Linked DNA regions of Homo sapiens: region 2 is linked to region 1. A link is a loop called in an ENCODE intact Hi-C map of the cell type or tissue named here. Cell type or tissue: PC-3. All regions are shown on one strand. Region 1 overlaps NSD2 (nuclear receptor binding SET domain protein 2). Region 2 overlaps POLN (DNA polymerase nu).

Evidence for each region. Peaks named below come from ENCODE experiments on the same cell type or tissue, not always from the same donor. Only the 100,000 strongest peaks of a DNase experiment are listed, where the experiment ranks them.
Region 2: it touches region 1 in a loop (6-fold over the local background); 1 of 110 quality-filtered maps calls a loop at or near these places.

What each region holds. Positions count from the first base shown.
Region 1 is chr4:1,937,306-1,942,305 of GRCh38, forward strand. NSD2 (nuclear receptor binding SET domain protein 2) reads left to right here. Exons shown (of 22, transcript NM_001042424.3): 8 at 1,146-1,227; 9 at 2,349-2,473. Among named protein-coding and RNA genes, the nearest start is that of MIR943, 47 kb to the right of the region's middle. In PC-3, no CTCF peak of the experiment used is centred here; a DNase peak (open chromatin) is centred at 2,986; H3K4me3 peaks cover 504 bases; H3K27ac peaks cover 2,237 bases.
Region 2 is chr4:2,204,130-2,209,129 of GRCh38, forward strand. It overlaps POLN (DNA polymerase nu), which reads right to left. Exons shown (of 26, transcript NM_181808.4): 5 at 3,858-4,358. Among named protein-coding and RNA genes, the nearest start is that of HAUS3, 35 kb to the right of the region's middle. In PC-3, no CTCF peak of the experiment used is centred here; a DNase peak (open chromatin) is centred at 2,322; H3K27ac peaks cover 1,771 bases.

The DNA of each region.
Region 1 (5,000 bases):
CACCTCCCAAAGTGCTGGGATTACAGGTGTGAGCCACTGCGGCTGGCCAGGTTACCTTCTATTAAAGCAGCCCTTTGCTGGCAATCATACTGAAACTGGTTGTTTTGAAATATTTGTGTAAATGTTATACCTAAAAAATACATGACCCTAGACACTCAGAATACCAAAATTCACATTAAGTGGCTAGTAATGTTTTATTAGCTCCTATCTCAGGAGATAGCACATGATAAAAAGAAGTAATGGTGTCTTGTCTCTTCAGATTTGGGTTTTATAAACCTGAGCCAAACCACATATGACACCCAATGTGCACTGAGCACTTCTGACATGCTAGGCACTGTCCCAAGTGCATTCTCCTGTCGCCTTGTCCATGATCCTCTGGATTCCACCTCACCGCATCCTGTCTCACTGGCTCTGGTTCCAGGCAGGTGGGTGAGATGGAGTATGAGTGCAGGAGTGGCAAGTCATTCCCTGGGCAGCGCTGCTCTAGTGCTATGGGGACAGGACAGTTTTCAGCCACACCTTTCAGAATCTCAGCCCTTGAGAAAAGCTTCATGATCCCTTCTCCCATTTCTTGCTTTTCTCAGTTGTGACATGTTTTACTGATGATCTTTGTTCATTAGGTGTATCTGGTGTTTGTCTAAAAATTGGAAATCCTCAGTATAGTGATACTAGTAATGTTGGTCCTGACTTAGCAGGGCTGAGTCTAACTTGATTGGGCACCTCTTGAATGGAAGGATCCATTTTTCTCATGTTCATCCTCTGCTTTGGGTTCAGTGGAGAGTCTAGGTGCATGTTCAATAAGACTCGTATCAGGTGTCTTAACCACATGACTGCAGCGGGTCTTGGCGTGGCCCCACCCACCTCGCCCTCCTGACAGATGCGAGAGCGGGAGGTGCGAAGAAAGAATCAGTCCAGATTGTGAAAAAAGTCTGAGATTGGGCAACCATGGATGACTTATGTGTGGAACACATTTCCAAAGGAAGAAGTTTCTGCCACGAAACTTTTCAGCAACCTGTGTTCATTCACATGAGGAGATTTTTTTTCCTTTCTTTTCCTTTTGTTGTTCTTTTTCTTTTTTTTTCCTTTTTTTCTTTTCTTTTTTTTTTCTTTCTTTTTTTTTTTTTTTTTTTTTTTTTAAATAATAGAGAGACACAATCACTGACAAAACGGCCAGAACAAGCTCTTACAAGGCCATGGAGGCAGCCTCCTCGCTCAAGAGCCAGGCAGGTAATGTGGTCAGCGCCCTTTCCTTCTTGGCTTCTGGGTGCCCAGGCTGGGCTGGGTGGGTGGGCTGAGAGTGTGAAAGGGGAAGGCTGGGGCTGGTGAAGGGGAACAGGGCAGGGGAGGAATCCACAATTAAGCTAGGAGTGAAAAAGAAGGAAAGGAGGTTCTCCTGTGGTTGAAAACTAAACTGTTTTAATGTGTATGTTATTTTGAAGGGTTTGGCTAAATTTTATTGAAGTTACTTTTTACTTGGCTCTATTATTTGCAATTTAAAATTTTACTAGAAAAGTGATTTCAACCAGAAGTTTTCAGGTTTCTTACTTGATGGTGCCAGTTGCTACTGTAAATTCTGTCACCCTTCAGTACCCTGACCCTCTGCATGTAAGCTAACAGTAAGGGCTCGTTATTTATATTTCACATGCTAAAGAAACTAGCTTAAAACCTTTATGAAAAATAATTGTCAAAAAAATAAGAGGGGAAATTACACTTCCTTTTACCTTTTAGTTATCTTTTTGAAATACCTGTTTGATCCCTTATTGAAGAAGTCATACCTTCTCCAACTCTTAATTAAAAGGAAAACAAAACCCTGGGGAGGAGAGTGGCAATGGCTCTGTTTTTCTTGTTTTGCATGAGGTGCTTGACTGGCTTTTAAAAATCAGTTAAACAGACTTTAAAAAAAAAAAAAGACATGAGCAATTGGACATTTGAACGCTAGCTGATGATATAAGAGCATTGTTACTTTTAAGTGTGGGAGTAGCATTGTGGTTATATGTAAGACTTTATGTTTAGAGATTTGTGCTAAACTTCTTATGGATGAAATGATATGTCTGGGATTTGCTTCAGAATAATCTGGCAGGGGGACGTGGAACCAGGTATGGATAGAGCCACGCTGGCCCCAGGTTGATGTTTTTGGGGGCCAAGTAGCGAGGACATGGGGTTCATTGTACAGTTTGTCTGCTTTTGTTTATGTTCAGATTTTTCCATGATAGAAAGTTAAGCCAGAAGGACAAAGGAATTCAGAAGATTCATCTTTAGAACTTCACTTATTTGAGGGGTAATTTTTAAGCAGTAAAAAGATCAAGGGTTTATGATTTGAAACTTTACAAACCAAAATTATTTTACAGCAACGAAAAATCTGTCTGATGCATGTAAACCACTGAAGAAGCGAAATCGGGCTTCCACGGCAGCATCTTCAGCTCTTGGGTTTAGCAAAAGTTCATCTCCTTCTGCATCCTTAACTGAGAATGAGGTAAAATAATAATAATAACGATAACCATGGCATTGGTATGAAGGCCATTTAGCTGCCCACGCTGCAGTGTGAGTAATGCTCAGACTTCATAAGCGCAGCATTGGTGCTCACTGCCAGTGCAGATGTTTTAGGGCCTCTTGGCTAACTCAGATTCATGAAATGGACAAACAGTGCACTATGTTAGTTTATTTGAGCACTTTTTATACACACGCACACAGTGTCTGTGTACATGTACAGATATACTTCAGTCTTGATGCAGTTTCATAGTTCTTAAAATCTGTCTGAAGAATGTTGTGTTCTGTGTAGCCCTCACACTGTAAGAGTTCACATGGAAGTAAGTCTGCGTTGGTTCTGAAAGGGCACAGTGTCAGTTGAGCTGACATATACTGGGTGGGGTGGAAGGCGACTCACACACCACACCTGATTCCTGTTGCTTCCAGACCTAGGCTCATGGAGGAAGCCAAAGATTTCTTTGTTCTCATGCATTTCATGGCTTTGGTCCTTTAAATTCTGGCACATTTTTAGTTACTTGAGTGTTGAGGTGAGTCAGAACTACCATTGTAATATGACTCCTGTGTTCTGGACTTGCAGAGTACATGATAGCAAAATAAAGCCATTTGGGGCTGCTGCCTGCCATCATTGTAACATGACACTTAGACTTTATTATCAAACCTAAATTTTTTGCCGTTGCCAAAAACAACAAATAGCCACAGAACGTAGGTGTGACACTTTTTTGTTCGGAGGTAGTTTTGGTTTCCTGATTTTTAGGGATTACCTTCATAGAGCTTTGGAGTTTTAATTTCTTGTTATTTGGTTCTCCGTGATGCTGTTTTTCTCATTGTAGACATGGGTCCTGTTTTTGTCATGTTTATGAGGAGATGATAACTGGGGGCCCTTTTGGAACAGGGTAGTGAGGCAAGGGTTGGACAGGCCCCTTACTCTTGCTGAGTCAGAAGGCGGCACTTCTGGCCAGGTCTCTGCCATGGTCCCCAGGAAGGATGGGGTGTGCCTCAGTTGTTTCCACTCATTAGAGGAGTGTAGGCCTTCCAGTGCAGGAAGGTCAGGGACCTAGGCAACCTGGGCGGGGCTCATAGAGCTCTGCGGCTTGCCACTCTGAATCCTCAGCGACCACTCCTCCGAGTGGGATTTTCTGCAGGGACTCAAACCAACTCAGTGGTGGTCGAGACCTGTTCACGGATGGTGGGACTGGGGCTGCTTTACAGTTTGATACGTGTAGATAATTAAGCATTTTGTGATGTTTGGACACACTGGAGAAAAGGCAGTAAGAATTATTTACTGAAACATCTAGGAGCTTACTGAAATATGAAAAGGCAAATTTTATACAAATTATTTTTCCTTTTTCCTTTCTTTCTTGTCCAAGTTCAGGTTAAAATCTTAGAAAATTAAATGAAAGGTCATTTACAGTTCCAAAGAAGAATATTAAACATTTTTCACTTAAGTTGAGATTTTTGCTTTAAAGAGCTTTTAATGAGTTTTTCTGTTATCATAATTTTGGTCCGGTTATTCACTTGAGTTGTTGCTTATACTGTTGTCAGGTACAGTAGAGAGAACATGGAGCCTGCTGAGATCTTCTCTGTTATTCCTGATCCTAAGTCATGTATATCGAAGGCTTTGATTTAGAGTAATGCATGAGGCCAGTGTAGCGGGGTCGAGGCCTGCCCATGAGTCAGGGGAGCTCAGTCTCCCTGGCCTAGGCAGTTGTCCTGACCTTGAGAAGACATAGATGAAGCATTTTATCATCATTAGACTTAAATTTTAATTCTTCAGAATGTCAGAAGTTGATAGGTTGTTAAATACATTTATATAATACATTAAATATGTGAAATTAATACACCTTCCTACATTTTGAAGGTGATGCATAGATCCCATAGTGTGCATCATGTTCCTTATATGAAAACGTTTAAATTACTGGGTCTTTTCCATTAAACTACTTTTGTATGGCTTAGATAAATCTTCCATTAGTGTTCATTTTTATAGAATTATGCTGTTAAAACTACTTTAGGTGAACAAATAAACTTGTCTATTATATATTAACGCGACTGAACTACAGTAAATGTTTGTGATGTTTCCAATGCTGAATGCCTGTTAGCATATGAGGCAAAGTGTAGTGTTATAAAAAACAGCCTGTTGACTGCTGGGCCCGATTCTGATATGAGTTAGGTGACCATGAGAATTGCTGTTTGAGGTCCACACTGACACACACCCATTGGGTCACACCCCCTTTGCATGTTTGTATTTCCTCCCTTTCATCACATTTGTTTGAAATAAGGTACTTTTATAGGGTTGGTATTTCAGAACACTTTAGGTCATGTTGTAGTTTAAATTCTTCTTGAAAAAGGTATATGTGATAAATAAAAATTTTTATTGGAATAATTATTACATGGTACTACATCACCCTGAGGAAGAGAATAAATTAAAATTACACACTTGCATGACAAAGGCCTGTGAAGGAATTAATGTGATTTAAGTGTTTTGTAACTTCATTTTTTATTCCTTTAGTAGAGCA
Region 2 (5,000 bases), 270 kb after region 1:
AAAAAAGATAAATGAAACAAAAGGCTGGTTCTTTGAAAAGATAAATAAAATTGATAGACCATTACCAAGATTAACCAAGAAAATAAGAGAAAAAATCCAAATAAGCTCAATTAGAAACAAAATGGGAGATATAACAACTGACACCACAAAAATGAAAAGATCACTCAAGGCTACTATGAACAACTTTACACACATAAACTCGAAAACCTAGAGGATATGGATAAATTCTTGGAAAGATACAACCTTTCTAATTTAAATCAGGAAGAATTAGATGTCCTGAACAAACCAATAACAAGCAGTGAGACTGAAATGGTAACAAAAAAATTACAAATAAAAAAAGTCCAAGACCAGACAGATTCACAGCAGAATTCTATCAGACATTCAAAGAAGAATCAGTACTGATCCTATTGACACTATTCCACAAGATAGAGAAAGAGGGAATCCTCACTAAATCATTCTGTGAAGTCAGTATCACCCTAATACCAATACCAGGAAAGGATACCACCAAAAGAGAAAACTACAGACCAATATCTCTGATGAACATAGATGCAAAAGTCCTTAACAAAATACTAGCTAACCAAATCCAACAACACATCAAAAAGATAATCCACCATGATCAAGTGGGTTTCATACCAGGGATGCAGGGTTGGTCTAACATACGCAAGTCAATAAATGTGATATACCACATAAACAGAATTAGAAGCAAAAATCACATGATCACCTCAATAGATACAGAAAAAGCATTCAACAAAATCCAGCATTGCTTTATTATTAAAACTCTCAGCACAATTGGCATACAAGGGACATATCTTAATGTAATAAAGCCATCTATTATAAACCCACAGCCAACATAATACTGAATGGAGAAAAGTTGAAAGCACTCACCCTGAGAACTGGAACAAGACAAGGATGCCCACTCTCACGACTTCCTTTCAATATAGTATTGGAAGTCCTAGCCAGAGCAATCAGACAAAAGAAAGAAATAAAAAGCATCCGAATCGATAAAGAGGAAATCAACTGTCACTATTTGCTGATTATATGATTGTTTACCTAGAAAACCCTAAAGATTCCTCCAGAAAGCTCCTAGAACTGATGAAAGAATTCAGCCAAGTTTCTGGATACAAAATTAAGGTACACAAATCAGTAGCTCTGCTATACACTAACAGTGACTAAGCTGAGAATCAAATCAAGAACTCAACCCCTTTTACAATAGCTGCAAAAAAATAAAATACTTAGGAATATACCTAACCAAGGAGGTGAAAGACCTCTGCATGGAAAACTCCAAAACACTGCTGAAAGAAATCACAGATGACACAAACAAATGGAAGCACATCCCATGCTCATGGAAGGGTAGAATCAATATTGTGAAAATGACCATACTGCCAAAAGCAATCTAAAAATTCAATGCAATTCCCGTCAAAATACCACCATCATTCTTCACAGAACTATAAAAAACAGTCCTAGGCCAGGCATGGTGGCTGACACCTGTAATCCCAGCACTTTGGGAGTCCAAGGCAGGTGGATCACAAGGTCAGGAGTTCGAGACCAGCCTGGTCAATATGGTGAAACCTCGTCTCTGCTAAAAATACAAAAATTAGCCGGGCGTGGTGGCACGCACCTCCCAAGTCCCAGCTACTTGGGAGGCTGAGGCAGAAGAATCACTTGAACCCAGGAGGCAGAGGTTGCAGTGAGCTGAGATTGTGCCACTGCACTCCAGCTTGGGCGACAGAGCGAGACTCTGTCTCAAAAAAAAAAAAAAAAAAATCTTAAAATTCATATGGAGCAACAACAACAAAAAAGCCCACATAGCCAAAGCAAGACTAAGCAAAAAGAGCAAATCTGGAGGCATCACAGTACCTGATTTCAAACTATACTATAAGGCCATTGTTACCAAAACAGCATGGTACTGGTATAAAAATAGGCACATAGACCAATTGAACCAAATAGAGAAACCAGAAATAAACCCAAATACTTACAGCCAACTGATCTTTGACAAAGCAAACAAAAACATAAAGTGGGGAAAGGACACCCTATTCAACAAATGGTGCTGAGATAATTGGCAAGCCACATGTAAAATGAAACTGGATCCTCATCTCTCACCTTATACAAACATCAGCTCAAGATGGATCAAGGACTTAAATTTAATACCTGAAACTATAAAAATTCTAGAAGATAACATGGGAAAAACCCTTCCAGAAATTGGCTTAGGCAAGGATTTCATGACCAAGAACCCAAAAGCAAATGTAATAAAAACAAAGATAAATAGCTGGGACTTAATTAAACTAAAAGGCTTTTGCATAGCAAAGGGAATAGTCAGCAGAGTAAACAGACAACCCACAGGGTGGGAGAAAATTTTCACAATCCATACATCTGACAAAGGACTAATATCCAGAATCTACAATGACTCAAACAAATTAGCAAGAAAAAAGCAAACAATCCCATCAAAAAGTGGGCTAAGGACATGAATAGACAATTCTCCAAAGAAGATATACAACTGGCCAACGAATATATGAAAAAATGCTCATCATCACTAATGATCATGGAAATGCAAATCAAAACCACAATGTAATACCATCTTACTCCTGCAAGAATGGCCATAATCAAAAAGTCAAAAAATAATAGATATTGGCATGGATGCAGTGAACAGGGAACACTTCTATACTTCTGGTGGGAATGTAAACTAGTACAATCACTATGGCAAACAGTGTGGAAATTCCTTAAAGAACTAAAAGTAGAACTACCATTTGATCCAGCAATCCCACTACTGGGTATCTACCCAGAGGAAAAGAAGTCATTATACGTAAAGGATACTTGCACGTGCATGGTTATAGCAGCACAATTTGCAATTGCAAAAACGTGGAACCAACCCAAATGCCCATCAATCAAGGAGTGAATAAAGAAACTGTGGTATATACATATGATGGAATACTACTCAGCCATAAAAGTGAATGAATTAATGGCATTCACAGTGACCTGGATGAGATTGGAGACTACTATTCTAAGTGAAGTAACTCAGGAATGGAAAACGAAACATTGTATGTTCTTACTTATAGGTGGGAGCTAAGCTATGAGGATGCAAAGGCATAAGAATGACACAGTGGACTTTGGGGACTCAGGAGGAAAGGGTGGGAAGGGGGTGAGGGATAAAATACTACAAATTGTGTGCAGTGTATACTGCTTGAGTGATGGGTGCAGGAAAGTAGAGGAAAGGAAAGGAAAGGAAAGGAAAAGGAAAAGGAAAATGAAAAGGAAAGGTTTTTAAAAAAATCAATAGAGATCAAATTTAAAAATTTTGTGCTTCAAAAGACACCCTCAATAATTTTTTTTAAAAATATGACAGAAATTGGGAGACGTATAAATAATATATCTTATAAGAGACTTGTATCAGAATATATAAAGATCCAGAATAAAACACAAATAACCCAATTTTAAAATGGGCAAAAAATTTGAACAGACATTTCATCAAAGAAGATATATGAATGGCCAATAAGCACATGAAAAGATGCTCAATGTCACTAGATAATAGGGAAATACAATTTAAAACCACTATGAAATACCACTTCGGAATCACTGGAATGGCTAAAAAAACAGACAACAACATGTGTTGACAAGGAGGTGGAGAATTTGAAACCCTAGTACACTGCTGGTGGAAGGTAAAATGGTACACCCACTCTGGAAAACAGTTTTACAGTTTCCTAAGAAACTGATGGGAGCATACATTGTCAATCACTTACCACTGGAGGGGAAGGAAAGCCTTAAAATCTTGTTTCTAGCTCTCCTATCAAAATCTGACACTAAGAAAATGGGCTTCTTTTATGGTGTCAAGACAGCAAATAAAAACATCACTGTTTACTAACCTGGTCAGCTCCTAGCTGGGTGGAACCATCAGTATACATCACAGTTATCACCAGGGCTGCTGCCTGTTTGAGCATTTCAATCAGCTGGCTTTTTGCCCAATCATCCAAATGCCTAATATCACAAAAATGTTTTTTCAATGCTCCTGAGTTCCCAGAATTTAGGTAGCCTTCGGCGTCATCAGTATCTTCTTCCAATGCCATTTGTTTACTTGTTTTCTCTGACAAATTATTATATGTAATATGTTTTCTTTTAAGATTAATGCTTCCTTTATTTTCATTATTTATATTCTCCATTAGGAAATGCTTTCTTTTATGCCCCTTTTTCTGTAGAACTGAAGCCTCTTGATTATACTGTGGAATTAAACAACTTGAAAGAGTCAATGAGCTGATGCTCTTCTGTTTTTGGTCAGCAGACAGCTGATCTGTGAGCCTGACACTGAAGGACTGAGGAGACAGCTTGGCAGAACCTCTTGATGTCTGACTTCTTAAAGATTTAAGATCCTACAGAAAAATGGAAAATATTTCATTAGAATATGGACTCATAAGACAGATCTATAAACTAAACTAATTTCTGGTAAAAACTTGTCTAAGGTAATATGGAGACACAATCTTCATATTACCTATGATCAAACCTTCTAAGGAAACCCTATAGTGTCTTCTAGAGCAGTGATTTTTCTCAACCAAGGTAGGCATGCATATCTGGATCAAGAGCTCAAAAACCAGCCAGGCGTGGTGGCTCACGCCTGTAATCCCAGCACTTTGGGAGGCCGAGGTGGGTGGATCACTTGAGGTCAGGAATTCGAGATGAGTCTGGCCAACATGGTGAAACTTCATCTTACTAAAAATACAAAAATTAGCTGGCATGGTGGCAGGCGCTTGTAATTCCAGCTACTCGGGAGGCTGAGGCAGGAGAATCACTTGAATTCAGGAGGTGGAGGCTGAAGTGAGCTGGGATTGCACCATTGCACTCCAGCTTGGGTGACAAGAGCGAAACTCTGTCTCGAAAAAAAAGCTCAAAAGCCTCCAACTGGCCCCTGTTCTGGGAATCAGTGCATGTAATGAGACATGTCATGGATAGGATTATGTTGCATATGTGCATAAGAGAGAAGATTAATAATTTACAACTTCCAAGTAAAAGCCATT